Linked DNA regions of Mus musculus: region 2 is linked to region 1. Evidence: chromatin contacts called from ENCODE Hi-C or POLR2A ChIA-PET data. All regions are on one chromosome and are shown on one strand. Each heading gives the region's core, a stretch centred on a gene start or an enhancer-like site at or near the end of the contact. The rest is flanking DNA. Distances are from core to core; before and after follow the strand shown. Region 1 holds the start of Zfp180 (zinc finger protein 180). Region 2 holds the start of Zfp61 (zinc finger protein 61).

Region 1 (4,995 bases), core at 1,532-4,031:
CTCAGACCTATCCTGAAATAAGTTATGTCCCATTCATGTGACTACCTTTAAGCTGTTCCTTTAGTGGGGAATTTTATTGTCTCATTCCTGGACTTCAGGGTTTGCTACTGGAGCAAATGGTTAATGGCCTAGTTTCTGAGTGGAGACAAATGGAATTTAAAAGGTTCCTTCAAAGAATTTTTGTATCTTGAATTATTTTTTATCACTACCCAATATTTTATGTCCTCCAACCTTTATAAGTAATTACCAACCTCAAAATGTCTTTCTAGGCCCTCAAATATCCCAAATATATTCCGAGATACTCATAACTTAAGTTTTTATATCCTCAGACCCTGAATAAACTTTCCATCTTTTTCTATCTAATTTCTTATCATGAGATTGATCATTAGGGAACAGGAAGAACAAAAAGAAGGTACCTGGCTGTTTAGGTAACTCTTGGATGGAGCCTCGAGGAAATGGGAAATGCTAACGTCCGGGGAGCTGGGAAAACCGTTTTCCTGTGGAGCAGAGATGTAACACATTCACTGGGGAAACCTTCCCCTCCCAGAGCAGAACTGTAACACTTTCCCTGGAGAAACCCTTCCTCTGCAGCAGCTGGAGCAGAGTAGTAACACTTCTGTAAAGGAAGCCTTTCCCTTCAGAGCTGCAACATTTAACACCTATAAGCTCCAAAAAAGGAGCTGAGAAACATAGAGAGAAGTCCAGGAGGGCACAGAGAAGCTGCAGAACTTTTAGGAGGGAGCTGGGAGGTAACAGGGTCACAAAGTATAGGAGGTCCACTGAGGGGGAGTGGGTTAGGAGGGCTTAAGTAAGAGATAGAGCAGGCAGCTCCAAAGGGGAGGCAAGGAAGAGGGTAGCAGACCCAAGAGGGCTTAAGGAAACTGCATGATAACAGCTCCCAGGGATTGGTGAGGCGAGGAAGCCCTAGGAAGGAGATATGAACAAAGGCCTCAGGGGCATAAATGTCAGTGATGATAAGAATCCAGGGCATCCTAAAAGGGAATGAGAGAAATATTCTGAATCAAAGAGGAGAGGCATCCCTTTATGCATGTCACAGACCCAGTAGGGCAAGAGGAGCTTTCTGGCACACTGGTGTGGTTTTTGTAGTACTAGTAGACAAAGAAGGCAACTCTGAGGTGGCACTTGTCCTGTAGAGATGGAAAGGAGAGAGCAGCTGAAGATGGACTTGGAAAGGGGGTGACTTCAACGTGGGGGGGGGGGGCAAATGTCTTTATGCCTTATGGCAAATGCCACGAGGTCACTGGAGGGCTTACCAGGCTGCAGGAGCCAGAGAGACACTTGTGGAGTAGACAAGGAGGGACACATGGCTAGAAAGCAATTGAAGAGGCAGACTCTAGAATTTGGAGTCAAGTTTGGTGAATGGTAGGAGCCAGCAGAAATAAATGATACATACATACCTTAGAGAGCCAGATCCACAGCTTGGTTCAGAGCTGCCGAGTCCCTCAGAGGGAACTCACTTATGTCAATCCCGGGTTATGGGCATCAGATAAATGAAAAAAGAAAAAGAGGTATGCTTAAACTGTGAGGCCGAGAACAGTCAGAGGCATGGAAGGGTCTAGACTGAACGGAGCCATGAGTGGAGAGTGAGTGTGGGGGGAGAGAGTGAAAGAGGAGAGGGAGTTTCGTGACCAAGAAGGTAAACACATATAGTTAGTATATCAAAAGATATGTTTTATTATGCTGAGGGTCATCACACAAAATTCAAACTCTATGTTTCCAACTATCTCCCCAGTGCTGTTCACCTGGGTGATGTATCTTAGCTGAATGTAAAAGTGTTGGAGGTCCAGAACAGAAGTCTCTGATTCGATCTTCAGGATCCTGGGCGGAGAATCTCTATCCATAGGGCAGATCAAGATGGTGCCTCTCCAAATGTGCAGAGCAAAGCATTGCTCTAGGTCTCTGCGTGTATTACTGTCCAGTGGGGTTCTAAGACTGTATCTGGTTATTATGAGGGAGTGATGTCTCTGAGTTCTGGTTATCAGGTGTAGCCTTGGGTGGAGCAGGAGTCCTAAGCTAATTATTTTTTACATGTCTAAAAGGCATTTTAATATGCTAATTATAGGGAGCAAAAAGAGGAGCCAAAGATGGAGAGATCAAAAGTGTGGGAACCAGGAGACCTCGTAGCCAATATGTATGAGTTTATGTTGAAAGGAAAAGCTGGGGAAAGGAGAGGTTCCGGTTAGGGAGTGGGATGCTGGGAGAGCTAGCCAACATTTACCCGGATATGTTAACAGGCACCTTAGCCATTTGTCCTGGGTTTCTTTGAGACCTAACACTGACAGCTATTAAATAAAAAATCAGTTTTTAAAAGATGGGTGTGATAGTTCATACCTTTAATCCCAGCATTTGAGAAGCAGAGGCAGGTGGTCATCTGTAAATTCCAGGCCAGACAGAGTTATATAGTGTGTGGGGGATTGGAGGTGGGGCGATTAGATTTATTTATTTACGGGGTTCTGGGAATCCAACTCGTATCATCATGATTGGCGGCAAAGCGCCTTTATCTGCTGAGCCATTCTGCCCGCATGATTAGAACTTTTTGAACTGTACAACATGGACATCGCTAGTCTTCCAGACTTGGCAGTGTCAAAGCCAGCTTCAATCTTGGCTTACAAGAGGACTTTCCCATTGGCCACCACCCTGAAAGGACTGGGATGGACTGCGCAGCCTCACTCGAGTTCGAGGCCTCGCCCCTTGGCGCTGAGTTCTGACAGCGGCTGCGTAAGCCGCTGAGAGTTCTGGGAATTGTAGTTCCATTGAGCTGATAACCCCCTACTTCCGGGTTTAGCCGGCAGTGCAGCCATTTGTGTGAGTGTGTGTGTGTGTTTGTATGTGTTTGTGTGTGTGCGTGCGTGCGTGTGAGTGTGTGTGTGTGTATGTGTGTGAAGGCGTCTTCTATGGCTCAGCTTTGTGGCTGGGCTCAGTCTACACGGAGCGACCTGGCGGATGCTGACTCGAAGTGGAAGCCAGACCCCCGCCACTCGAGTCATGCCGGGTGTGCTTCAGGATCGGGGCAGGAAGCGGTGAGCACAGTTTCGTTCTGACGCTGAGTCGTGAGTGGCTCAGACCCGCCCCGGTCCTCACCACGGGCTCACGGACGTCCAGGTTGGTGTTAGATGTGGGACGCTTACAGTGGTCGATGTGCGCATGCGCAGGGTCTAGGCGGGAATCTGGACGCGTTGGTGTCAGTGACTTGGGGTTCCTGTGCCTCAGAATAGGACTCAGGGTCTCGGGAGGCTGTAAAGAGTGCACAGTTGTGCGCATGCGCGGATGGTTGGTTTTGTGTGGTGGGACTGTGGGACCGAGGATGTCCAAAAGGATGGAAAACAGGGCCTAGGCAAAGGGCAGATAATTGAAAGGCCCGAGGGGACACTAAGGTGCCTTGCGTTTTAGACAAAAAAGTTTTAAAAGAGGTATTATCGCCACAGAGAGACATTGTGGCGGGGCCTCTAAGGTGACAGGGTGTGTCACCAACAGCTCCTAATAACTGACTCTGGTGGCCCTAGGTGCATATGCAGAATCAGCTCTGAGGGTAGGGAGAGACCCTGAGGGTAGGTGCAGAGGTGGGTGTGACCTGAGCAGTTTCCTCTGTGTACGTACAAAAGTACCAGGAACTCCCCTCCTCCCCTGCGTATTTAGTGGAGAGCCTTCCAATGCACAGACTCTTTTTCCCAAAGAGAGGAACCATGCCACTGTTTCTGTACTAGATCTAAGCCCACACTGTATTCGTGAGCAAGTGTTGGTGTCGGAATCACCAGCCTACGTTCTGAAGACGTGGTTCTCCTACCTGGGCAGACACTGTTCTTGCAAGCCTGGGGGTGTCCTGTTTGTTGGAGATGTATGTGGCTTCTGTTCCTAGACCAGGCATGACAGCCAAGCAGAGCAGTGGCCGCTGTTTAGCCCAGTGAGCCAGTGGGTTTATTGTTGTTCCCTACGGAAGTATGAGTGAAGGGTTTCTTACAGGAGCAGGATGAGTCAGCTATGGCACTGAAAAGCCCACGGGAGTGATGACTCAGGGAAGCTGCGTCTCTGGAGGTGCCTACAAGACTCCAAAGCAGCTCATCTGGGCAGGGTACCTCCTCCTCAGCCTTCGCTGTTGCATGTATAATCTTAAGGAAGGGTGTGTGTGTGTATCTTTAAAGTTTCAGCTTCTGAGATCTTTTAAGTTTTGTTTGCTTCCTGAGTCTTAGGAGCCTCCCTTCTCCTTCTAGGAGGGAGCATTTCGATTCGGAGGAAATGGGTTCACACTAGAGCAGCCTGGAGGTCCTGGTTCTTGAACCAGGAGACCCAGTATTGTTTTCAGTTAATCAGTCCTTTCGACAGTCAAGTACCAGATGGAGGGTGTTAGGCAAGGGCCTAACAGAGGATTCTAGGCAGAAGGCCCTGTGCATGTCAGTGTATTCAATTAGAGAATCTGGAACTGGCACCTGAAACCTGAACACCTTAGAGTTCTTAGATGTTCAAGTTGGGTAGAAACTCCAGCTTGGAGGTAAGGAACCTATGCTTTAAAAGGCTGCCTTCTGGTTGGCAACTGGCTGGGAGAAGGCAGATGCTGTAAGCATCTTTACAGAGTATGTGTTGCTAGGATCTTTGCTGTGGCCTGTTCTGCCTTGAAGCAAGAGAATGCCTGCATTTATAGGAGAGCGGGGTGGAAGACAGGTCCCTTGGCTCTAGCCTAAGTTTGAGGACACCTTGGGAGCCAAGTGTTGAGGACCTAGGACTGGTTCTGGAGCTCCGTGCTCAGACTTAGGTAATGGTGTATTTTAACTACAGCTCTGCAGACATGCAGAACTGGTGGCCTCAGGACCATTGTGGCAGCTGTGACTTGGAGCCACAAGGGGACACAGAGTCCTATAAAAATCCGCCTAGAGCTGGGGTGTAACTCAGCTGGTTAAGTGCTTGCCTAGCACAAAGCCCCAGGTTCCATTTCTGGCACTTCATAAATCCGGTCTGGTGGCACATGACTAAAAAAAGCAG
Region 2 (4,995 bases), core at 1,320-3,819, 220 kb after region 1:
AAGAGCCATTGTTCCAGTTGCATACTAAAGTTGTAACAGTTCTGTTTTTTTTTTTTTAACATGATCTGTAATTTTAGACATCTCCATGTCTATAATGTTAAAAAAAAAAAAAAGTTATTTGGAAATACCAGAATTGGTGAAAACAGGGCTGGTGAGATGGCTCAATGGGTAAGAGCACTGACTGCTCTTCCGAAGGTCCTCAGTTCAAATCCCAGCAACCACATGGTGGCTCACAACCACCCATAATGAGATCTGACACCCTCTTCTGGTGAGTCTGAAGACAACTACAGTGTACTTGCATATAATAATAAATAAATCTTTGGGGGAAAAAAAGTTAAAAAAAAAAAAAGAATTGGTGAAAACAACTTTTTTTAAAAACCTAATACCAGGGACTGGGGAGATGGCTTAGTTGGTAAAGAGCTTGCTGGGCAAAGCACAAAGACCTGCGTTTCATCCCAAGGGCACATTTTACTTGAAAAGTCAGGGGTTGGGGAGGAGGGGGCTGCATGCCAGTGGCACACACAGATCTATAAAGCCAGTTCTGCGAAGGCAGATAATGGCATCTCTCCTGCTTCTTGGTCAGCTGGCCTCACCTAATTAGGCAATCTCGAAGTCCACGAGGGAGGATTTGGTGGATAAAAGCTTTTACCACCAAGCCCGAGTTTGGTCCTCAGGATACACAGGATGGTAGATGGGCAGCATCTCCCCAGCGTGGTCTTCTAATCGCCACACCCACACCGCAACTCACGTTTTCCACCCCTACATAAATATTAAACAGAAAAACAGTGGATGGTTCCTGGGAACCCGAGGTTGACATCCGGCGTCCATACATGTACACACACACACATGTACACACACACGTACACACACACAGGTCTCAATAAATGTACAAAGCCCGCTCTCAAGATCCCTGCAAGCCAGTGCTAACCTATATTCATGATACTGGCTGGCTTCCTCTGGGAGCTTGGACCAGTAAAATGTGGGTTTGAACAGCCTATTGTCAGAGGCTAGCCTGGGATATGGCCCCCACCCTTGGGTTCTTGGAAAGAAAACTCTTTTACCCTCTCATGCAGTGCCAAGGCTTAGAAACCCCCGCTTGTGGGTTTTTTTTTTTTCCTTTATCCATCCCTTCACCTAGTGCTGGGGGTCACTCTCCTTCCTGTCCCATCGGGAAGGTCTGTGGCCCAAGTTCAAAGTAGGACAAGGATGTTCGTGTGCTTGCTTCCGAGTTGTGGTGCCTGGTGGTCTCTTCGGGGTTTCTGCCATCTGGGCACAACACTCTGTATAGACTCACCTCTAATAAAAGTTAATCCCAGGTGTACGACCCACACATCCTCCAGCGTCAGCCAATCTTAGTCACTTATGGCTTCCAGCACTGCTTTTTGGGAAGTCAGGGCTGCAGGGAAACCAAAAATTGTAAAATTATAAAATTCCCTACATTACATCTCACAGTTCCTGCCCCAGTACCTGCTGCAAGCAGCCAGCTCCTTCCTCTAAAGGTCATAGATGGGTCACAACTGTGACGGCCAAGAACTGGATGAAGTATTACTATGGTCTCTCCATGAGACCTGCATGCCAGGCAGTTTTGAGTGTTTCACCATCCTTTTTTTTTTTTTTTTCTCTCCAAGTATGCTACTAGGAAGGTCTAATGTCTGTCTTTTGCAGAACACCCAAGATATGCACAGAGAGATCTGCTAGTGCGGCAGGGGCAGAAGCAGAGCCGACTAGGGGGTGGAGAAGGTGGGCGCCGCGGGAGCAGGGAGGGAGCTGCAGAAGGGGAGCGGTGGCCGCAGGCGGAGAGGGGGGCTGCAGGAGGGAGGTGGCTGCAGGAGTGAGGGGGACTACAGGAAGGGAGAGGGGGCTTCAGAGAGGAAAAGAGGGCTGCAGGGAGGGAGGGGGGTAACGAGGGGAGAGGGAAACTGCAGAAGGGGAGGGCTGCTGCAGGCGGGAGGGCTGCTGCGGGCCGGAAGAGGGGGTCTGAGGGCAGGGAGAGTGGGTTGCAAGAAAGGGCTGCAGGACCAGAGAAGGAGATTGAAGGCAGGAGAGGGCTGCGGGCAGGAGGGGAGGGGAGCTGCGGAATGGGAGAGAGAGGGCTGCAGGCAGGGAGAGGGGGCTGCGGGGACGGGGCGGGGCGGGGGCACTGCAGAAGCCGCTCGCGCCGAGGGCCTGCAGGCACCAGGACGCTCCCTCCGGAGCTCGCCGCTGCTCCTTACCTTTCAAACCTCGCTCCTTCCTTTTCACCCGAGACGCAATTGCTGTCGATCTCAGAAGCATCTAGCGGGTCATTCTGGAGGTTCCTGGCTAAAATAACTCAAATCCAGGGGGACAGATGGCTACAGGCTAGCCTGAAGCCGACGAGTTCCCAGAATTCCGCGTGGAGAAACCGTGCGTGACGCTCGGCTCCCTCAGTGGTAACGGAAGTGAGGATGCAGAGGCGCGGGTGGCCGGTCCCGAAGCTAGGGGAGGAGCACCATCCTCCCGTATTGGATTTCCCTGTTGTTTTTCATTTCCCATACTCCCTAAGAAAGTCTTGGACAGCAACGTCTTTACATTGGAGGATGTCTGCCTTAGGACGTATAGGCTTTGGCGCTGGAGAGATGACGTGGTGCGGAGAGCGCTACTAACTGCGGAGCTCAAAACCGTAGTTGCTCCAGCTCCGGAGGACCCGTCGCTCTCTCGTGGCGTCCTCGAGCACTGCATGTACAAGGTACACAGACAAAACATGCAGAGAAAACATCCATAAATAAATAAATAAATAAATAAATAAGTGAGTGAATAAATAAACTTTCCAAAATACTAAAATAAATAAATAAATAAAATAAATCATTTATTGGTGTGTTCATGCATGCGTGGGGAGCGTGCGTGCATGTTATGTGAGACCCCCGAAACTGGGGAGACCTCCGCTCAAGTCCCGGGATGAGCTGGCACCCCAATAAAACCACACCTGATGCAAAACCACAAGAGGCTTTATTGTCAGCTAGCTGAGGACCGCGCAGGGCAGGGGAGTTCGGCCCCCAGAGGTAACAGTAGGGGGGGGGTCTTTTAAAGGAAAAGTGAGGAATTGGGAGGAGTTGGGAGGAGAGTTGGCAACAGTTCTTCTCTGGCGAGGTGGGGGAGTGAGCTATAGCTCCTCTCCTGTGTCTATCTCCGTGTCCTTGGCACAGGGAGCCAAGCAAGGGCCTGGCTAGGTCTTCCTACAATTATCGCATCTCTGGTTGTAAGGCACAGAAAAAAAAAAAAAAAAAAAAAAAAAAAGCTTTTTGCTGGCTATAGAGAACAAAGAGCTTCTTTCTGGCTGTATCCCCAGAGATCGGGGAAAACGGGCTTGGGGGAACGCTCGGGGTCTCACAGTTACAGCGCAAATGAGGAAGTCATAGGACAGCGTACAGGAGTAAATCTCCTTGCAGTCACTATGTGGGTGCAGGGGACCCAACTCAGGTTGTCAGGCTGGGCAACAGGAGTGTTTACCTGCTGAGCCACCTTGCCAGCCCTTGAAAACTCATAAACCCCAGCACAAGAGCCAACTTTTTAAAAGGAGTGAAGATTCAAACATGGTTCAGCAATTTCAATAGAAATAAGAGTAGCAAACATGGACATGTTTATCTTTAGAATTTTTTTTAAAGAAATGGATATAGGCAAATTACCTTGTGGGGGGAAAATGATAACATGTGAGAACTGAACTATCGCATGTTGATGGCAAGAATACAAAGCGGACAGCTGTGTATTTTTTAAAGTTGCTCTTAGAAAAGTTAAATATATTACCATTGATCAACGTAGTAGTAATTCTAGATGTAAATGGCTGGCTGTTTCACAGCATAACCCATTCTCTTAACTCCCTCCTTCCAGTTTCCAGCCCAGGCCCCTTCAAACATTTCTCCCGGCCACTCCTCCCTCAGTTTTCCAACAGCGTAAACAGTCCTTCTCCGGCTTTCCCCATTCTAACCGCTCCAAGCTATAACATCGGCTCTGCCTGTCTACTCAGCTCAGCTTCTCCTGGCTCAGCTGTCTCAGAGTTCCTTCTGTCCCTACTGCCTTCTCCTCTACCCCGCCCCTTCGCTTCTACTAGCTCCGCCCCGGCCCCGCCCCCGGCCCCTTCTCCGCCAAAACTGGCTTTGTTCTCCTTGGTCTCCTGAAGTTTCTCAGTCCCTGCTTCTTTACAAGAAATGATGGAAGCTGTTGCCTATACAGTGAGAGCTTGCCTTTATTTCATTAGCTTGTTTCTCATCATTTTCTTTTCAATCAACTGAGCTCCGTGTTTATTTCACTGACTTTAGACTCAAGTTGGAGATAGTTACTGTGGCCCATAGCTGACTCAGAAACCACTTTTGGCATAAAAATAGATTGATTATTTTAAATATGCAATTCCTTTTTCTTGCTTTCTAATTCTTTTGGAATTTTTTTAAAGATTTACTTATTTTATGTATGTGAGTACACTGTCGCTGTAGCTGTCTTCAGACACACCAGAAGAGGGCACCGGATCCCATTACAGGTGGTTATGAGCCACCGTGTGGTTGCTGGGAATTGAACTCAGGACCTCTGGAAGAGCAGCCAGTGCTCTTAACCACTGAGCCATCTATCTCTCCAGCCCTCTTTTGGAAATTTTTCTGAGACCATATATGAATTAAATGTTGTTTCCTCCTTTAGCCTCTTCAGGAAACTCCATGCTTTGCATCCACTGCAGCTGGCAGACTGAATAAAAATTTTTCAAGTGACTGTCTTTCTCAAGGCTGGCTTAACAGTTTACTGAAGGCATATGATGTCTTAGGCACTGCTTGTGAATATAGGTACGCAATGTAGATATACAATTCAAACATGTACTATTAATTGGGAAGAAATGTATTTTAAACAATTTCAGTAAGTGGTAATTTATTAACCACAAAACCTAACTTGCACAGTAGTGCCGTGGAACACTTTCTGTAAAGGGGAGTAATGAGGATGGTCAAAATCCCACTGAGACACACAACAGAGTCTGCAGCTGAACTAGAAGACCGAGAA

What was found. Hi-C counts contacts between places; a loop is a spot of excess contacts on that map. ChIA-PET counts read pairs that join two places held with the same protein, here RNA polymerase II (POLR2A).
Region 2: a map of adrenal gland shows a loop between it and region 1 (2.4-fold over the local background). The contact joins the promoter of Zfp61 here to the promoter of Zfp180 in region 1. A Hi-C loop is called at or near these places in 2 of 37 maps with a recorded cell type or tissue (T-helper 17 cell and adrenal gland). POLR2A ChIA-PET finds 5 or more read pairs at or near these places in 2 of 5 experiments (Patski and embryonic stem cell).

Annotation. Positions count from the first base shown.
Region 1 is chr7:24,079,116-24,084,110 of GRCm38, forward strand. Zfp180 (zinc finger protein 180) reads left to right here and starts at 2,782. Exons shown (of 5, transcript NM_001045486.2): 1 at 2,782-3,123.
Region 2 is chr7:24,296,980-24,301,974 of GRCm38, forward strand. Zfp61 (zinc finger protein 61) reads right to left here and starts at 2,570. Exons shown (of 7, transcript NM_009561.2): 1 at 2,214-2,570; 2 at 1,295-1,396; 3 at 594-759. Zfp94 (zinc finger protein 94) reads right to left here. Exons shown (of 6, transcript NM_001199321.1): 6 at 4,725-4,995.